Linked DNA regions of Homo sapiens: regions 1, 2, 3, 5, 6 and 7 are each linked to region 4. The links are chromatin contacts, found by Hi-C or POLR2A ChIA-PET in ENCODE. All regions are on one chromosome and are shown on one strand. Each heading gives the region's core, a stretch centred on a gene start or an enhancer-like site at or near the end of the contact. The rest is flanking DNA. Distances are from core to core; before and after follow the strand shown.

Region 1 (2,700 bases), core at 150-2,649, 1.4 Mb before region 4:
TTCTCTCAATCTCACATGCAATTGTTTGTCAAGTACTGCTAATTTTGTGTCCTAAGTTTCTGAAATGCATCCCTTTGTCTAGATATCTCATAAACAGCTCAAATTCAAAATATTCAAAGCTTAACTTATTACTTCTCCCTCCTGGTTCTCTTCATGTGTGTTCCAGGAGGATGTTATCACTATCTACCCAGGTGCTAGGTATCTGGGACTTGGGCATCACCCTTGTTTTCTCCTCTTGTGCCTCCCATAACCAGGTAACCACCAATTCCTGATGTTTGGCTTCCTATTCAATCTACTCACCTCTCTCCATTCTCATTGCTATTATCTTTCACTTTCTGTAGTAGTATACGGCCTTCTGTCTTCACTCTCTCTGACCTTTTCCCCACTGTGCAGCCAGATCTGATCGTGTCAGCAACTTCCCATCCCCACCCCCCATTTTTAATCCTTTGATTCCTGATGTTTAACCCCCATGACCCAGACTGCAAAATCTAGTATAGGCATCATAATCCATCCAGAGTAACATAATGTACTCGGCACATAACAGATACTCAATAGGTATTAACCTGTGCTCACCGCCTGATTATTGGTTATTTACAGCAGATAAATCCGTGAGGTGCTCTCCGTGCGCTGTACCTCTGGAGGCACAGGGTAACATACGGCTCATTGTTGTTATGAGCTGGAGGCCTTAAATGAAAGCTATAAGACGTTAACTGCGCATAATAGTACCAATGAATTCCGTAGTCAGTACAGAAAAGGATGCATATCCCAAGATATCTTCATGATGGGGCCTTAAAACAAAAGTCACCCTCATGGCTCTGCACTTTTTTTTTTTTTTTTTAGACAGGCTTTGGCTCTGTCGCCCAGGCTGGAGTGCAGTACTGGCGGGATCTCGGCTCACTGCAACCTCCACCTCCTGGGTTCAAGCGATTCTCCTGCCTCAGCCTCCCGAGTAGCTGGGATTACAGGCGCCCACCACCACGCACGGCTAATTTTTGCTGTTGTCGTATTTTTTGTAAAGATGAGGTTTCACCATGTTTTTAAAAGGACTTGGTCTTGAACTCATAACCAAAAATACATAACCTCGAACTCTTGGGCTCAAGTGATCCTCCCGCCTTGGCCTCCCAAAGTGCTGGGATTACAGGCGCGAGCCACCGAGCGCGGCCCATACGGGAAAACGTCAAAGCCTGACAGGTGTGACAAATAATGGGCCCCTAGGCAGGCTGGGGCTGGCGCGTGCCTGTGCGCGTGCGCGGGGCGCGGGGTTTTTAACACCGCGCAGCCTTCCCGGCGGCCCCCGAGGAAGGCGGGACAGGGCCTATTCCCGCGGTTTGGTCCGGCCATTGGCGGGCGGTTTGAATGACGGAAGTGACGGCGGCTCGGCGATGGCTCTCCCGCAGGCGCAGAAACGGCTGCTGGGCAGCTGATGGGCAGGAGCTTACCAGGCTGGCTTGCTCTGAGCTGCGGTTACTGTGTCCAGGCCCCGGGTTCTCAGGTGAGTCAGGGATGCACTGGCTTCCCAGTCGCCCCGTAGGAGCATGACTCCCCGAGGCCCAAGAGCTGGGATTGTATTCCGGAGGAATGGGATCCCAGGAAGGCGCCTTGTTGCGAACGCAGGTACGGCTCGCGTTTCTCAGGCTCCGCAGGCCGTGGGCCCTGCCCGCGGTCGGGCTGGCGGCTGTAAGGAGTGTCCGGACCAGACCCGGTAACTCAGTGCGAGAGGCTTTGCGCGCTCTCCTGGGGTCGGGTCGCGCGAGCTTCCCACGCAGCCTCCCCTGTCGCGGAGCTTCCGTGTCGGGGGAGGGGCGCTTCCCCCAGATCACCCGCGGACATGGCCTGCCACCTGGTAGCTGTTAAAAGAGCCTTGCCTGGATCGTTTCATGCAAAGAGCACGCTCTCTTTTGGTGTCTGCCACCTTAATCTCACAGTTATTCAATCCTGTCACAAACTCAACTTTTAAAACAATGGTGAACTTTTGAGTCCTTAATACTTAGAGTGTATTTGAAGACTTCACGCTAAGTCACATAGACGTCAGAACAAACCTTTTGGGGTAGATATTATTATTCCCTTTATACAGTTTAAGAAAACGAAACCAAAGTGACTTCAGTGACTTGGCCAGTATCTTCCTGCTAATAAGTGGCAGTGTTGGGTCTTGAACCCAGATCTTCCAAGTTTAGTGTTAATTTTGTGATTACTATGTACCAGGAGCCATTTAATCCTCAGGACGAAATCTTGCAAGATAAGTAGTATAATCTTCAATATTGGATAGTAATAAAATGTAGAATTTAAAAATCCATATTACTAAGAATAAATAATTAATAAACAAGTAAATGGGGCAGCAGGGAAAACTTCCTTACAGCAGGATTCCGATTGATAATTGTAGAAGGAATAATGGAAATAGAAAATACTATTTGGTAAACACCACAGTAGTTGTTTCAGACAACAGTCATCAATGGATACTAACGTCAATGGGCAAAAGTATGATGAAAAGCATATTTCTGTAGCCTCTACTCTGTCTTCATGAGATATTTATAAAGGAAAAGTAGTAACTACAGAGGAGAAACCTGGTGGACATCATCTTAACCAAGTGACCAAAATTCAGCATCATTTACCTCTTGATAACAATGCACTGAAAAGGTGCCTAATCAATTCTGTGGTGTTCTTGCCAAAAATACATAACCTCAGTTTAATCACATAAGATTA
Region 2 (2,700 bases), core at 186-2,685, 1.2 Mb after region 4:
GAGATTGAGACCATCCTGGCTAACACGGTAAAACCCCATCTCTACTAAAAATACAAAAAAATTAGCTGGGCGTGGTGGTGGGCACCTGTAGTCCCAGCTACTCGGGAGGCTGAGGCAGGAGAATGACATGAACCCAGGAGGCGGAGCTTGCAGTGAGCCGAGATGGCACCACTGCACTCCACCCTGGGCAACAGAGTGAGACTCCGTCTCAAAAAAAAAAAAAGAAAAACAACATATTGGTGCGATTCTGAGCTTCACTGACAAAGTGAAATTGACTACCTCTCTAACTGATTAACTATATCTCAATTTCAAATACTGACCACAAAGGTAGAATCTAATTATGAACTGACATATTAAGACCTAGGTGCTTAAATGGTAGGATGTACTTATTCTAGGCTTCCTGTGCTATGACAGGCTTTTACTCTTATGTGGTTAGGTATGTTTCCAGGGACATGCCTCGGTGAATATCACACATGGAAATGTGGTTAATAATGAGCCCCTTCTGTGATGGAATTATTATTCAAGGTATATAAATTTAGAAATACGTGAGGCTTAATAAAACATAACGTTATTGAGAAGTAAATCTCCCATTGAGCAAATCATACATTATTTCACATAATAGGTCCACAGATATTTTTAAGAGAGTGAATGAAAGGCCATGTAGCCTGCTGAGGAACAGTATGTCCCTAATGTATAGTTTTATATATGTGTAAAACCTAGGAGAAAATAAAGCAGATTTCCTTGCAGAGGTAGCAAAATTGTCAGCTACTTGGACTTTCAGGGAAAATACACAGTATTTGAAGAAAACAATAGTGGAGTCAGTGCCAAGCTGATGAGTAAAGTACAGAAACACATTATAATGGAGATGAGCTGGTTTAAATAAGCCCTAAGACAATCAAAAAATTATGTCTCCACTAAACAAAATTTCTATCCCACATATTAAGACTGTGACACAAATAGACAAAAGAGAGGAAATACATGATTATAGATGCTTAATTCGGCCAACACAAACACAGCATATCCATTTCAACACTGTGTGGAATTATTCAGCTTCTAGCTAGGGGAAAAAAGAAAAAAAGCATCAGGAAAAACAAAAACAAAAACAAAATCAAAATCCTTTCCTACAGTTCCCTCAAGGCAACCAGAAAGTGAAACTTAATTAAACAAGTGAAATGTAATTACCTAATGCTTACCGCACATGGTGCTGATTTTCACTTCACATTCTAGGTTCATTATTAACGGGCTGGTGCTGCCCAGAGGTAGGAATAAAAATTCTATGTAGGGGTAACCATTGGCAGGGAGCAAGAGAAGGAAAGTGCTACCTGTTCTGACCTCCCTACAGGGGCTCAATTCCTCCAGTCACTAGTTTCAGCTAGTCACACTTCAGGCTGAGACTGTGAGTAGAGTCTAATTATGGGAGGGCTGTCCCTCAAGCATGGTGGGAGGTAACCCCACTCTCTGGAGGAAGCTGAATCTGAATCTGGGGTTTTTTACACCTCTCAGGACCTCACTGTGATTGCTCACTCAGCCCACTTGCTATTTTCATGCACTGTTTAGAACAACTCAGCAGTTTCTTTTATAGGAAGAGGCATTTGACATAAGGCACCTGTTGAAACAATTTGAAATGTGATTTCATCATGACTCTGGAAACATGGAGATGGCTTTCTTTTGTTGACAGGTACATACATTCAGAACCAGAAGGATGCCATCTCTGCTCTCTATGATTTCATTTTATTATGAAGTTTGATGCTATAATGGTATTTGGATATCTTTATTTAACTTTGTATTTCCCTTTCTACCATAGCATCTTTAAGCATACATCTTAAAAAGTAGGCTGGGTGCACTGACTCATACCTGTAATCCCAGCACTTTGGAAGGCTGAGGAGGGAGAGTCACTTGAGTCCAGGAGTTCGAGAGCAGCCTGGGCAACATAGCAAGACCCTGGTCTTGACAAAAAATAAAATAAAAATTTCAAAATTAGCCAGGTATGGTGGTGTACTCCTGTAGTCCTAGCTACTCCAGAGGCTGAAGTGAGAGGATGGCTTGAGCCCAGGAGTTTGAGGTTACAGTGAGTTATGATCACACCACTCCAGCCTGGTGAGAGAGGGAGACCCTGTCTCAAAGCAAAAAAGTAAGTAAATATTTTTCCTACCTATGTGGCTTCCAAGGAACAAACATTTGAAAAATCAAAAACCCTACTTACAAGGAAAATTGGTATATGATATGGTTTGGCTGTGTCCCCACCCAAATTGCATCTTGAATTGTAGTTCCCCTAATTCCTATCTGTCATGGGAGGGACCCAGTGGGAGGTAATTGAATCATAGGGGTGAGTCTTTCCCATGCTGTTCTCGTGATAGTTAATAAGTCTCACGAGATCTGATGGTTTTATAAAGGGGAGTTCCCCTGCACACGATCTGTTGTCTGCCGCCATGTAAGATGTGACTTTGCTCCTCATTTGCCTTCTGCCATAACTGTAAGGCCTCCCTCACTATGCAGAACTGTGAGTCAATTAAAACTCTTTCCTTTATAAATTACCCAGTCTTAAGTATGTCTTTATTGGCAGCAAGAGAAGAGATTAATACAGTATATACATCAAGCAAACACTAAATTGCTCGAATAAATGCATATTTGGATTAGAATAAATCTCTAAAACTGAGAAACATACTCAGAAAGTTATGAAACAATATAATGTTGGCATCA
Region 3 (2,700 bases), core at 144-2,643, 1.9 Mb before region 4:
CCTTGTGATGATCCGGCCGCCTCAGCCTCCCAAAGTGCTGGGATTACAGGCGTGAGCCACCGCGCCAGGCCGATATGTACATTTTTAAGGCTAAATATATTATCCCTTTCCTGCCAGCAATGCATGAGAATACCCATTTCTCCATATCCTCACTAAGACAGGTTATTAATGAATGAAACCTGAGTTCACATTTGGGTTCTGCCATTAATAAGCTTAAAATTACTGTATCTATAAAATGGAAATCATGATAGCACCTATCTCAGTTGCTGTGAGGATTAAAGACAATGCATAGGTAAAGCACTTAGCACAGTGTTTGCACACAGTAAGCACGCAATAAAATGTTAAGTTTATTGTTTCTACCATTATTACGGCCTGAAAACAATTCCATTGCAAAGTGCCCTGCAGGCTATTAGAGGAATAACAACAACCTATCAGTTACTTATAATACGGTATTTTTTAAAGTTCAACGGTTTTCTTGAAGATTCCATTTAGATTTAATTTTTTAATTACATTTAATCAGCATCGAATGAAAAATACTCCCAAGTACAGTACGTATAACTGGGAGAGCGATCATTTTACCACCCTGATCCTTACTTTTTTATTTTGGACAGCGGGAAACCGTAAACAAACACGCCCTGTCGCCAAGAAACAAGATGGGAGGAAAGCAGCAAAAAACAAACAAACTTTGCCAAGTGAGCAAGCTACAGGTATCTCCTGTTCATTCTGGTCAGCACGACCTGTTCGAAACTCTGGGATAACAAGGAGTAAAATGAGGATTCATCTGGAGATTCCGAATGGGGCTGCAGCATTTGAAAAGCAGAACAATGATAACTTCCTTAAAGCATCATTGGGAAAAAAACCGTGAGTCACGGCGCAGGCTCTTGCGTCTTTGACGTGTACCCACAGGGCCCCGCCCCACTCAACACACACACTCACCCACACGCGCGCGCGCAAACACACACACACATATTTTAACGCCCTATTCAGGCCTGGGCTTCGTCTGACCAAGTTCTCGGGGTCAGATAACCGGTTCCTTTGCGGATGCTGACCACGGGGTCAGTTAGCAATCGGGCCTCAACTCAGGCCAAGCGCGGGGCCCCTGGAGGTGTGGGCGCACCCGACTCCCGCACAGACCCCCGCCCACGTCAGCCCCGGCTCCCTGCCCACGCACAACACCGACCTAGCTCCTCGCGCCTCGCCGCCCCGGCAGCCGCCGGCGTCGCCGCCGCTTCCATCTCTCGCGGGTCTCCAGGACGCCGCCGCCCGAGTGCTCACTCTCCCGCCGCTGCGTGGCCGGCGTCAGGCCCAGGCCTACCTCCCCTGCCCGGAGGGACCCGCGCCTGGTGCCCGCCTCCCTGCCCCGGCGCTCCCCAACCGCGCGGCGAGGAGCATGCGCAGTGGGACAGCCCGGCTCGGCGGGCACCGCCGGCGAGGGGCGGGAGGGGCCGAAGACCCGAGGACTGCTGCGAGGCCGGGTTGGGTAACCCGAGAGGAGGGTTGGGTAACCTGAGATCAGCGAGGGTGGGACCTTAGAGCTAGCCGAGACCCGGGCCCATAGCTCCCTGGGGGTTTTAAAGATGACGGCGAACTTAAATTTGGGGCGCCTGTCCGTATGCAAGGCGTTAGCGTTCTGTAAGTCACCTTGGAGAATGCGAAGAAGGACGGGATTTGTCCCCTACCCATGCTGAGGTTCTGACTACTCTGGTTATTCGTCTCCCTGTTTCTATAGTTAGAGTTACAGGAGACACTTAAATAGAATTTAATTAAGTCATATACAATTTCACTTTCAGGATATTTCAATGTCCTTCCAGATATTTGACGTTGACCGTGGTGCTGAAAGAAAATTAAGGTAAAGACTAAGTGTACTGATGTAGTTTCAAGTACTCCTAAGCACCATACATACATTATCTTTAATTCTGACTACAATTTGTGAGATAATTCTAATATTTACATTAACGCTAAAGATGAAGGGATTAAGGCACGGAGGTAAGTAACGTGTCTGGGGACAGGAAGCTTGTACATGGCAGAAGTAGAATCCTTCTGCCTTCAGAGCTGGAGCTCTCGAAAAATATGCAAAGCTGGCCTCCCAGATGGGTACCAATGAATATTCGATGAATCAATGGATGAAGCAAGCTTTTGGTTTAAAAGGAAAATATTTATTTTAATTTTAAAATCGCTTTCTTTTTTTTTTCACTTCATAGTTCTTGGAAGTCAGTACACCAGACAATCCTTTTTATTTGTGTCCGTTTCATTCAGTGGGGTTGCTTTAGGAAAGGGTTTTTTTGGGGGGGAGTGGGTCTGATTAACAGTCACTGATGTAACTATATGGCAATGGTGTTAAATATTTAAAATTCTGAGATTAAAAAGGTACGCAGTTACATACTATCTACATCTTTCCTCCTGTTGCATCCTCTGTAGGCTTTCACTAGATAACTAGTGATAATGACAGTTTGCCAACCCCCTTTCTTTTCCTTTAAGTGAACCCAATTTGTTCACATACATACACATGCAAATCCCAAAAGAAGGTTTTATTTGAAGTGTTCCTGACAAATAAAGGGGTAAAGGAGATTTTTTTTAAAAAAGAAGAAGAAGAAGAAATCTATTCTGGAACATAGCTAGAGCAATGTTCCCTAACCTGTGTTGGGGTGGATCACCTGGTTAAAGATCAGCAGGAGAGAAGATAGGCATCAGACAGAAATT
Region 4 (2,700 bases), core at 10-2,509:
GAAGTAGAACAGAAATATGAAATTGCAATGCCAATCATAAGCATAAGAATTATTTCATCAAACTTTTCTCATTATGGGCCTTCTCAAAAAGTGTTTGAAGGCCTCTGGCCTATAATAACCTGAGTAATATGACCCCTGCCTCCTCCTTTAGCCCCACTTCCCATCATCCCCCACGCGGTTCTCCGCGCTTTACCCACACTAGCCTTCCTTAAATTCCTCCAATACATCATGTTCCCTTCTGTGGGAGACCACTTAGCACATGGTTTTCCTCCTTGCCTAGTTAATGTCATCCTCCAGGTCTCAGCTCAGATGCCACTTCTTCAGGCAAACCTTCCCGGATTACATCCTGAACCCCTGTAGCTGTCAGGGTCTCACAGATCTGTGTTCAGTTTTTAGTTATCCCTTTAATAGCATGTTTCCTCGGTTAATGACAAACTTTCCCACTAGGCTGTCTTTGTGACCGCAGGAGCCCTGCTCTTGTTTACCCCTGTGGTAATCCAGTGCCTATCTCAGGCTGGCACCTAGGCATTCAGAGGGATAAATGAAGGAAAGAATTGGCCAACCTGTTGACCAATGACGTTGGCTGGCCTCCTTCCTTGCTTGGTATCGGTTTTGTTTCTAACACTTGCACCAAGAAAACCACACAGGGTTATACTGTCTGCCTAGTTTAGGAACTTCCTTTAACAGTATTTCTTTACTCTCTGAGTTTCTGGTGAGCTAAAAAAACATAACAAAAAACAAAAAACTCCATCAAAATTGTATGCGTGTGCTGGTCGTTGAGTACTTCGGTGGAGAGTGGGAGACGCATCTTCATGAAATTTCAGAGGGGAACTCTGCCCATCCACTCCGAACCAGCCGCAGCTCCACGAGCATCTCACGCCACCCCTCTGCATCACCAGGGCGGCCGTGGGGCGCGCGCGATCAGCAGGCTTCTTGGCGCCCAGTCCATGCGACTATCTCTTCCCAGCCCCGGGACTAGGCCCGCCCCACTCGGATTCTCCACTCTTGGTAGCGCGCGTCCCCCGGACTGCTGAGACCAGGCGGCGCGGAGGCAGGTGACCCGCGTCTCCAGTCCCGGGCGCAGCCCAGGGTACGTTGTCAGCATCGCGGAGCGCGGCCCTGGGCCTCTGCAGCCATCTTCAGGGAGGGAGGCGCGGCCTCCCGACGCGGACCCGCCCCCGCCGCCCGGGCCGCCCCGCCCGGCTCCGCAGAGCGCCGCGCCTAGGTTGCGACTTCCCTTCCCTACCCTGCTCGGCTGCGTAGTGCGCTCCCCGCCCAGCCTGCAGAGCTCGCGCCGCGGCAGCCCAGCCGCTCGGCCCCGCCGCGCTCGCAGAGGCCGCCATGGGCACCGCGCGCTGGCTCGCGCTGGGCAGCCTCTTCGCCCTGGCTGGGCTGCTGGAAGGCCGGCTCGTGGGCGAGGAGGAAGCCGGCTTTGGCGAATGTGACAAGTTCTTCTACGCCGGGACCCCGCCTGCGGGGCTGGCGGCCGATTCCCACGTGAAGATCTGTCAGCGCGCGGAGGGTGCTGAGCGCTTCGCCACCCTCTACAGCACCCGGGACCGCATCCCCGTGTACTCCGCGTTCCGCGCCCCGCGCCCTGCGCCCGGCGGCGCCGAGCAGCGATGGCTGGTGGAGCCGCAGGTAAGCGAAGTGGTTCCCGAGCCGGGCTGCGGGCGCCGGAGACCGTGCCGCTGGACATGCCCCCAGTTGCAGCTACCGCGAGGGGCGGGCCGGGAACAGCAATCCCTACGCCTTCGGTGCCTTGGGCCAAGAAACCCGGGTTCCAGGTCCACCCTGTTGCGTCCCCGGAGTTAGCCTGCCTCGCCCCTGTCGAGCTACAATAAGAGCCTGGCGATCTGCGAGCCTTCACTTCATGAGCTGCAGGGCGGGAGGTCCCCTGTGGGAGGAGGTTCTCCCTGCATTTCTGAGCAGACATCCGCAGTGTTTCATTCCTGAATGGTGAAGAGCTTGATACAGAGACCCTGGAGACCGTTCAGATCCGCAGAAAGCCTAGGCTGGGCGCTCACAGGCCTTCGTGCAACTTATTGCCATAGCACTCATTTGGAGGTGGGTAGGTGGGCATTTTCATCCCCATTTTACAGAAGAGGAGATAAACCCAGGGGGTGAAGAGACATATGGAAGACTACCCAGTTAGTAAGATGGGGCAGGTCTCTGTCTAGAAATTCACTGCCTTTTCTACTAAGTAAAGCTTCTCTTCTGCAGAGCTCATCCTAGCCTGAAAATCCTTCCTCTACCACGGCGTTGAGTAAATTCGATCTGCGGTTGTGTTGAATTAGAACAATGAAATAAAGATACAGATTTTTAGAAACGCAATGGGGTAGTTAAAAATGATAGGGAAACATTGACTACCTCCAACTGATGGAAAGATAAGCCAGTTTTTCCTGACTCCTCATATCTATATTATCATACCACTAGGAAATCGTGTCACCTCTCATGGTGTTCTGTCCCGTCTGGTAAAGGTGACCAAACACTTGAGAAGCCCTCAGAGTCTTCCGAACCTGCTGGCCTGCTCTTAATACCTCTCCTCAGTTGGCCTCCTCTCTAGAACACCCTGCCAGACTCCCCTTTGCCCTCTCACCAGCCTCCCACCCCTGCCCAGGCTGCTGGGGGAAGAACTGACCCAACGCTCTCCCTTTCCTGACGGCCACAGCTGCCCAGGACCACACCAGTGGACAGGAG
Region 5 (2,700 bases), core at 27-2,526, 1.6 Mb before region 4:
AGGCCATCAGGGAGCACCAGGGCTGAAGCATGTTGAGTTCTGGGGAAGCCCTGTATTTATCAGGCTGGCTGGGATAAAAAGTTCATGTTCCCTGTGCCTAAACCGGCTCTACCTTCCAGGAGCTCGCACTGTGACCAGGGAGACAGTGCAAGGGGCTGCCCAGAGTGGGTGGAGAGGTGAAGGGAGACCCCCATGCCAATCATTTCATCCAACCCTCTAGATTAAAGATGAGAGAACTGAGGCCCAGGGAGGCAAGTAACTTATCGAAGGCAGCAGTGATGAAATCAGAACTTAATGTTCCAGTACCAATCTGGATACCAGAAGACCAACTTCTCAGGGTTCTAAGTGAAATCACAGCATGCCGCCTACTCAGAGCCCAGCAAAGATGCCAGGGCCCACATCCAATACATCCTGTCCATCAACAAGTACGTATTTACTAGATGTTGGGGGCATGTCAGCAGAGACAAAAGCCACCCCTGGGCATAGGACAAGGAGGCTGTCTTATGGGAGGGGAACACGTGGAGCCCTGTCTGGCTCCCACTCGTGGGCAAGGCCTTTCTGTTCTAACTATAACAAGGAAGCAAAGCCTGCCTCCACAGATTCTGAAGGAACACTACCTGAGTCAAAACTTCCTGTAGCACTCTGGCAGAGAAAGGCTGTGCAATTTAAAAGGCAGTTCCTCTAAGGAAGCTCTTTTGATGTGCTAAGGAAAGAACACCCTAAAAATAACTTCTGGAATTACACACTCACAAAACACATTTGTAACACTCACTTTTCTAGCTAGGAATCATCTTCACAACTTTCATTTTGGATGGGTGTGTTTTGTTTGGGAGGAAGGAGGGGCCCCAAAGGCAACTCCTGAAACACTACGGAAGAGCAGCTGCTCCTGGCACTGGAGAATTCTATTTTCATCTCCACTTACACATAATTATCTTCTAAAGCGATGCTCCCCAGAGGGGTCACAATGACATCGGCCTCCCAGATAACCTCCCCAAGCAGGCTGCTTCTGGCACTATCTTGGTAAGTGGAGGCAGGAGAGTCTGAAATCAGGCCCCCGCACAGCCCAGAGAGAGTCTGAAATCAGGCCCCCATATAGCCCACTTCCCCCGAGCCCTCATTACACAAGGGCCAGGCCCCTTCCTTTGGAGGCAAAAAGGAAATTAAATGTCAACCAAATAAGGATATTTCCCTTTAACTCCAAGGCCAAGGAATCTGAAGTAGTGATTCCCCCAGTAACTGGGCAAACTGAACCGACGACACAGGCCACAGACCAGCAGGCCAGGCCCGCTGAGGGCCAGCCTCCGCCTGGAGTTCCTTCTTCTTTTTAATGACCAATACTCAGATTGCAGGCTGAAGTGTTTTTATGACAAATAAGAACAACAATGTGTGAACACTTTGTAGGCCAGTAACAAGGCTGGCAGCAGAGGGCCCTGGGCCCACGTACCAAGACCACACAGCCATCTACTCACTGTCTCCAAAGGTCCTCTTGGATGTTCCTCCCTGTCCCACATTTTCAAGGCCAAATGTGGCCTGCTGACCAGGAGAGCTGACTCAACTCTTTTCACAGCATAGTGATTTTATACACAGAAGAATCCTGGAAGCCCAGAAGAATCCACATAGCTTGCACACTGACCTTGGCATTTTCTAAATCTACCCAGGTTAAAGACCACCTGAATGGCAGGCATGGCGTTCACCAGGCAGGCCCAAGGCTGAAGGGGTCGTGGGGGGAAGAGCCCACCAGTTCACACGTGTGAGGCCCTGCAGCTCACAGCAGGGCAGCTAAGCACACAGTTTCCTAGCAATTCCTGCCACCACAGCCTTGTCTGTTTGCTCTCTCTTCTTCGTGTTTGTGGTTTATGTGTGGGTGGGTGGGTAGGTGAAAAGCATACAGAAAGGAAAGGGTGGTGGATCAAGGGTCAGTACAGCACTAACATTTTTTAAAAACCTGCCTAGAAACAGCTGCTGCAAAATATCTAGGCACACACACAGCTCAGCTACATCCATCTGAACTTAGAAAAGTCCTCAATGAGCTGGCCCACACTACCTGCTTTCATTCATGCTCACAGGCACAACAGTGGCTCCCATCTTACTAGAACAAAGGCCACAGTCCACGCAAAGAAGGACCTCTTGATCCTCATCCTCTTCTTTACTCCCAACCTCTCCCTTTCCTCCCCTGACACAATGGACTCAAATTGTACTGTCCCTACACTTCAGGGCCTCTGCCTGTGCTGTCCCCTTCACACAGAATCCTCTTCCTCCACACAGCAGCTCCTCCCTCTCTCCCCCTTCTCCAGCCCCAAGTGCACACATTCCTTCTCAGCAAAGCCCTCCTTGACCACCTCACCTTCCCCTCTGCTGCGGGACTCTTCCACTTTTTCAGCAGTCACCAATATCTCACATACCACCTGGACAGAACAGAGTCCCAAAAAACTCATGTCCACCTGGAACCTCAGAATATGAGCTTATTTAGAAATAGGGTCTTTGCAGATATAATATTTTAAGATGAGTGTGATGGTTAATTTCATGTGTCAACTTGACTGGGCCATGGGTGCCCAGACTTTTGGCCAAAGATTATTCCTTGTATGTCTGTGAGGATGTTTTCTGGATACAATTAACATTTGAATGGGTAGACTGAATAAAGCAGAATGCCTTCCCTCATCTGGGTGGACTTCATCTAATCAAATGAAGATCTGAACAGAA
Region 6 (2,700 bases), core at 46-2,545, 1.2 Mb after region 4:
CTAAGGTTCATCACAACCATGGCCACTAGAGCTTTCTATGATCCAAGGAAGTTAATTCACTTTTTTACTTTGTTTCTCAAGAGGATTCAACAATGCAAGCACCAAACCAAGTGGATGCCCCTCTTTCTGTTGCTTGGTTTAAAATTAAAACCCTTGATGAATAAAGTGATTTATTTCATATTATATTTATGAAAAGGTAGAGCACTCTCAATGTTTTGAGTATTCCTGAAACTGTTTACTTAATTATACAATGAGAAACAAGACAGGAAAAAACTTCATAAAAATCACTAGGGATTTTAAAAAAATGCCCATGTACTCTTATTTTGCAATGGCTCTGGTTGTGAAATCATCAGACTGAAAAATACTGGAGGAGTGGTGAGGGTGGATTTTAGTGACAAGATTTCCTTAAGGCTGTAAATAAACCAGATTCAGTAAGAGAAACAGAGATGGCAGTTTTCATCATAAAAGGGGGAAAACATTTTCCAGTTGAATTATAGGTACAGCACAAAACAGTTGTTCCGTTTTTAAAAACTTTAGTTTCTGCAGGCTGAAACAGAGCATTTCATTTGGCTCAGTTCATGAAAGCCATCTGCACCTGCTCACGAAACAGCTTAAAGAGAAAAAAAAAGTGTGCACCAAGGATTTTAACTTACACAGACAATAAGGGATAGACTCTGGCACTCAAGCACTGAAAAAGCAGGAGCATGATAAAGGGGAAAGGATCATAATTTTATGAAGTGCCAATAAATAATAACCCCAAATCAGCTTACAGCATCACTTAGGTTTACCTGTGGAAGCTACACTTGCCTGTTCTGGTTGCATGTTTAAAAGTTAAGCAATTAAACCTCAATTATATAGGTTTTTCTTTTATGTAGCCTAGGGTTGAATGCATTACTGGCAGGAAACTTTAGCTCATGAATTCAATCAAAAATCCTTTCATTTGTCAGAACTGCTTCCTGCTGCCTCCTTTAAACATCTGCTTCTCCAGTTCAGGGACACACACACACACACATACACATACACACACACCCCCTCTTTGTTAAAATAATAAGCAATCTACCAACTTCCCTTGCAAAAGTTACATTCTCTCTTACACACACACACACTTGTTCCCAGTAGAGTTTATTTAATGTGTCTTTTATAGCTTCCTTGTCCTTCTCTCTTCCTTTCCGCTTTTAAATTCTGGAAAACCTCAAGCTGACAAAAGAAGACATTTTAAAAATGCGAGGATAAGGCCCGGCCGGCCTCCAGACCAATGAGAAGGAAGCAGAGCAAGGAGGCGGGGGAGGCGGGGTTGGCTGTCGGGAATTGCCTGCACTCCTTAAACGGCAGGCACTTCCTGCTAGAGGAGGCCAGCTCTGAACAGACAGAAATCGGGTGGAAAGCTAGCAGGAGGCGTTGCTCAAGTTCAAAACAATCTGTGCGTGTCCAGGCACGCGCGGAGCCAGACCCCAGCCGCGCGGCTCAGACCTCGCGAGAGCCATCACCTGAGAAATCCACAGCCTTTTCTCATCAGGCTTAGACTGTTTTTCCCATACCTCCAAGAAGGAAGACCCACATGTTAAAACTATGAGAAAAGCTGAAAGTGCCTTCTGAACAGTCATCCTTCTTTTTCTTTTTTTTTTTTTTTTGAGACGGAGTCTCGCTTTGTCGCCCAGGCTGGAGTGCAGTGGCGCGATGTTGTCTCACTGCAAGCTCCGCCTCCCAGGTTCATGCCATTCTCCTGCCTCAGCCTTCCGAGTAGCTGGGACTACAGGCGCACGCCACCACGCCTGGCTAATTTTTTGTATTTTTAGTAGAGAAAGGGTTTCACCGTGTTAGTCAGGATGGTTTGTCGTGATCCGCCCATCTTGGCCTCCCAAAGTGCTGGGATTACTGGCGTGAGCCACCGCGCCCGGCCCAGTCATCCTTCTTTAACCACGACATAGGTACTCAGGTCCGCTGGCCTTCCTCTGCACTGATGGACTTTTCTTTGTGAAACTGATTCAGAGGCGGACCTCAAGTGGCTTATTCCTTCGCCTAAAAATCGTGCTGCTTTTTCCTCTAGTGAAGTCTGGAGTACAAATTAATAAAAACTTGGGGCTGTGCGGCCTAATGGCTCAAACCGTGTTCCAGATGTTTTGAAATATTATTACCCCTTTTGAGAGCCTCAGTGTCTCCCTGGAGGGTAAGACATCTGCCTTAAGGGCACTTACCAAGAAACTACAAACATTTGACTGCACACAACAATGGTATCTTAATAAGACAAGGTGCTTAATACAACTGGCTGCCCTATTATGACGTGTAAGAACGTTTTCATATGTAAGCTATGCTTGCAATTCTATAAGTAGATAAGGAAGCTTGTGGTTGTTACACTTCTAATATATGGATAGAAGAGCTTAAACTCTAATGATTAGAAAATTACTGGTATTCTGAAGTGTATTACAATCAATGCATTCATGATATCTACACGTTGTAATTATTCATCCTTAAATTAAAAATGGTTTATATGGTTATAGCCATATATATCGATTATTGTTTTATTATATTAATAATAGCTAACATTTCTGAGCACTATGTGCCAATTATAACACAAAGTTCTTTACATGCATTATTTCATTTCACCCCTACGACTCTACAGAACTATGATTACATTGAAGAAACAGAGGTTTGTATCATTCATTTGCTATAGGCCAGGGAGTGAGTTAACAAAGCTGTGAC
Region 7 (2,700 bases), core at 130-2,629, 1.1 Mb after region 4:
AAATTAACAATTTTCAATGAATTTAAATTAGGAAAAGTCAGTAAAGAGTGCCCTCCCTCCCTTAAAAGTGGTCGGTTCCCTGGGTAAGATGTGAAATACTTGGCAGTCTCCAGACGACAGGATCAGATAGGCTAACAATGAATTTGAGAGCTTGCAAAGAAAAGTTAGACAGAATGGATCAGGTTAAAGTGGACACAAATGCCCAACTACAAATTCTAATTATTTTCCTTCCCACTCTTGGAACAAAGAGACAATTGTAAAATATATTTTGTATGTATATATACACAAATATACATATACATATATACAAATAGTGAAAGTATCTCCTATTATTGATGCTCAGAATTTCTATGGAATATAATATATGTGCAGTTTTAACAGTTGAATAATAAAAAATGAATACTTCCTTAGAACTAGGATATAGCTAATTTCTAATATAGGTCTTTTGAGGCCATGCCTAGGTTATTCTGGTAAACTGATATTGTGGAGAAAACGTTTTTGAGTCACGAAATTCTGGATTCAAATCTTAGCACGTCCTCTTAGAGCTCTGTAGATCCAAGTTACGTAACTTTTCAGAGCTTCAGTTTTCAAAACATCTGTAAGATGGAGGAAAGAACACCAACTTTTGGGGGTTCTTATAAAGATTAAATGTGATAAAGAATGTAATCTCTCTAGAACCTTTAGTTCTCATTTCCTTTATTGCCTCCTATTCCTTTGGTGATCATGTACAACAAAATAGGAAACACTTGCTGATGTTGGTAAACCATGAACTCAACTCCAAAGCAGGAGGTTTAAATAACCAAGAAAACTCCAGGAACTGATGCCATTATTTTCCTAATGAGAAGCACTTATAGTCATGCGAAATACACCACACACTTACTTCTAGGTCATTGGCCAACATTTTTGTCCTGAGTGGCAGTGATTGGCTACTCACATTACCCTCTGAAAGCAGCTCTATTTTAGTAGAAGTTGTCAAGTAGCTGATGTATGCTGAAAACTATAGAAAGTCACCCTTTCCTCAAGTTCTTAATTGCATCCATTTGTTTAAAAATGCCAAAAATGCACATGCTCTGACCTTTCTGAGATTTGAACTCAGATCCAGTGAGGAAGTAGAGGCTGAGGATTAGGAAAGAACCATGTGTCTTTGGAAATTGGCCATGTGCCTCGTCTAGTTGACCTTGGATACTTGAGATTGGGTCCAGTGGTTCCCTCACTTTCTTTGCTTCACAAATTAAAAAGATCTAGCCCATAAGAGATGTCTGTGTGTCCATTTCTTGCACTAGGAATATGGGAAAGCTGCTTAAGAAACTGCTGCTTGCAGCTCATGAAATCATGAGTCATTTGTGTAGTAAAGTGAATTGGCCACTTACATTTGTACAAAGTTGAAAAGAGGGTGGGCTGGGGAATGGGGTAATTCCAACTCAGAAATAAATCATCTGAGTGGACTGTATGCCCCTTGAAATGCTGGGGCAGGTTGCTGGGTTCACAGAGAGCAGGTCCCCAGCACTGACATCCTTCCAAGTAACAAATCTTCATCAAGGCCTCACGACCTCTTTAACACCAGCATATAACACAGAAGATTTCAGATCATAGTGTGCTCTCTCTTCCACTTCCTGTTATTTTTAATTCTCTGCTTTGTTTCATGTTTTTAAAAGTCTTTACTAACACTTCTAGGGGCAGCTTCTGAATGAGACAGTGGCCAGTAATTTCTCTGACGAATACACATTGTTGTCCCCTCTTTGGGGCTGAGGAAATCCGAGGCAGGAAATGGTCAGTGGCTTGTTCAGTGTGGTGTAGAAAGGTAGAGACAGACCGACCTCATGAGCAGTTCACCGGTTAATTAAGCCCACTGAACCCTGCTGCCACCTGGAAATGGGTCCTGGGCTCGTTCCTGCACTTCCTCCTCCACACCTGCAGCTGGGCAGAGCCCAGCTGCAGCCACCCCCCTCGGGTGCTGGCTGCCACTGCTTTGGCTGGTTGTTCCCTCTCTTTAACCCATTTCTTTTCACTCTTGGACCTTTTATCCTTTTCAGTCAAATGATAGATCCAAGTCCAGAAATTACAGAACAACAGATTGGAACAACAAAGGCAATGAGAATGTCTTTCTAGCTTTCTAAACTTAGGCCCCCAAAGACTTCCAAACACATTTCAAAAAATTATTATCTAAAAGCACAGGGGAACAAGTTTAAGGCTGAGACATGTACTGCATATTTTGAGACAGAGTTACATACTCAATTTGCTTAAAAAAAAAATAGAGTATTTAGTATCATATTTGCAGAGTCACATGTCCCAGTCCACAGGAACTACACAAACTGTGTCTTCAGAAGTTGGTAGTTGGTAATCTCTTTTAGGCATGCTTAAACCAGAAGAAGAAGATGTAAAATTGGACACAGGAAAAAGATTCTCAGTGTTGCACAGAGGGAAGAACCAGGAAGATCTTAGCCTACTCCTCAACCTAAACCCTCCATTCATACTTGGCCTTTTCTTTTCAGTCTGTAGTTTGACTTTTCTGCCCTAAAGTCTATGGCCCTGATGAACTCCCAGGAAGAGGAAGCCACTGCTTTCTTCCATTTTAATGCCTCTCTTAAGTCCCACCTCAAATTTCACCTTTCTCATAAGGCTTTCCTCAATTCTTCCCAGAGAATTTTACTTCACTTCTCTTGATTGCACCAATTTTTATTGTTGGTACCATTAAATTTG

The links. A loop is a pair of places that touch in the nucleus more often than their neighbours do. ChIA-PET counts read pairs that join two places held with the same protein, here RNA polymerase II (POLR2A). Pooled maps may share reads with other maps.
Region 1: a loop to region 4 is called in a map with no recorded cell type, with 25 times the contacts of the local background. The contact joins the promoter of CEP295 here to the promoter of ENDOD1 in region 4. A Hi-C loop is called at or near these places in 1 of 37 single-sample maps with no recorded cell type and 6 of 50 pooled maps. POLR2A ChIA-PET finds 5 or more read pairs at or near these places in 2 of 52 experiments (CD8-positive, alpha-beta memory T cell and Panc1).
Region 2: a map with no recorded cell type shows a loop between it and region 4 (3-fold over the local background). The contact joins the enhancer-like site here to the promoter of ENDOD1 in region 4. A Hi-C loop is called at or near these places in 6 of 37 single-sample maps with no recorded cell type and 7 of 50 pooled maps. POLR2A ChIA-PET finds 5 or more read pairs at or near these places in 1 of 52 experiments (activated CD8-positive, alpha-beta memory T cell).
Region 3: a pooled map shows a loop between it and region 4 (12-fold over the local background). The contact joins the promoter of SLC36A4 here to the promoter of ENDOD1 in region 4. A Hi-C loop is called at or near these places in 7 of 50 pooled maps.
Region 5: a loop to region 4 is called in a pooled map, with 7 times the contacts of the local background. The contact joins the enhancer-like site here to the promoter of ENDOD1 in region 4. A Hi-C loop is called at or near these places in 5 of 37 single-sample maps with no recorded cell type and 3 of 50 pooled maps.
Region 6: a map of GM12878 shows a loop between it and region 4 (2.2-fold over the local background). The contact joins the enhancer-like site here to the promoter of ENDOD1 in region 4. A Hi-C loop is called at or near these places in 1 of 168 maps with a recorded cell type or tissue (GM12878), 5 of 37 single-sample maps with no recorded cell type and 6 of 50 pooled maps. POLR2A ChIA-PET finds 5 or more read pairs at or near these places in 2 of 52 experiments (HCT116 and activated CD8-positive, alpha-beta memory T cell).
Region 7: a map of OCI-LY7 shows a loop between it and region 4 (3-fold over the local background). The contact joins the enhancer-like site here to the promoter of ENDOD1 in region 4. A Hi-C loop is called at or near these places in 1 of 168 maps with a recorded cell type or tissue (OCI-LY7) and 6 of 50 pooled maps. POLR2A ChIA-PET finds 5 or more read pairs at or near these places in 1 of 52 experiments (activated naive CD4-positive, alpha-beta T cell).

Annotation. Positions count from the first base shown.
Region 1 is chr11:93,660,283-93,662,982 of GRCh38, forward strand. It overlaps CEP295 (centrosomal protein 295), which reads left to right and starts at 1,400. Exons shown (of 30, transcript NM_033395.2): 1 at 1,400-1,492. RefSeq lists a silencer at 1,164-1,233 and an enhancer at 1,394-1,523.
Region 2 is chr11:96,266,361-96,269,060 of GRCh38, forward strand. The region is part of intron 1 of MAML2 (mastermind like transcriptional coactivator 2); the gene reads right to left. Among named protein-coding and RNA genes, the nearest start is that of MIR1260B, 74 kb to the right of the region's middle. Within about 2 kb of position 1,436, at least 7 of the 41 ENCODE cell types and tissues checked have a DNase peak (open chromatin) inside an H3K27ac peak, as active enhancers do.
Region 3 is chr11:93,196,598-93,199,297 of GRCh38, forward strand. It overlaps SLC36A4 (solute carrier family 36 member 4), which reads right to left and starts at 1,394. Exons shown (of 11, transcript NM_152313.4): 1 at 1,181-1,394. The coding sequence starts at 1,235. RefSeq lists a silencer at 1,156-1,535.
Region 4 is chr11:95,088,587-95,091,286 of GRCh38, forward strand. ENDOD1 (endonuclease domain containing 1) reads left to right here and starts at 1,260. Exons shown (of 2, transcript NM_015036.3): 1 at 1,260-1,641. The coding sequence starts at 1,342. RefSeq lists enhancers at 662-941, 1,012-1,071 and a silencer at 1,082-1,511.
Region 5 is chr11:93,528,500-93,531,199 of GRCh38, forward strand. All of the region lies in intron 1 of SMCO4 (single-pass membrane protein with coiled-coil domains 4), which reads right to left. Among named protein-coding and RNA genes, the nearest start is that of SMCO4, 14 kb to the right of the region's middle. Within about 2 kb of position 1,277, at least 21 of the 41 ENCODE cell types and tissues checked have a DNase peak (open chromatin) inside an H3K27ac peak, as active enhancers do.
Region 6 is chr11:96,242,041-96,244,740 of GRCh38, forward strand. The region is part of intron 1 of MAML2 (mastermind like transcriptional coactivator 2); the gene reads right to left. Among named protein-coding and RNA genes, the nearest start is that of MIR1260B, 98 kb to the right of the region's middle. RefSeq lists an enhancer at 1,507-1,656. Within about 2 kb of position 1,296, at least 38 of the 41 ENCODE cell types and tissues checked have a DNase peak (open chromatin) inside an H3K27ac peak, as active enhancers do; they include GM12878 and HCT116, where a contact is called at or near this core.
Region 7 is chr11:96,213,797-96,216,496 of GRCh38, forward strand. The region is part of intron 1 of MAML2 (mastermind like transcriptional coactivator 2); the gene reads right to left. Among named protein-coding and RNA genes, the nearest start is that of MIR1260B, 130 kb to the right of the region's middle. RefSeq lists an enhancer at 1,614-1,683. Within about 2 kb of position 1,380, at least 19 of the 41 ENCODE cell types and tissues checked have a DNase peak (open chromatin) inside an H3K27ac peak, as active enhancers do; they include OCI-LY7, where a contact is called at or near this core.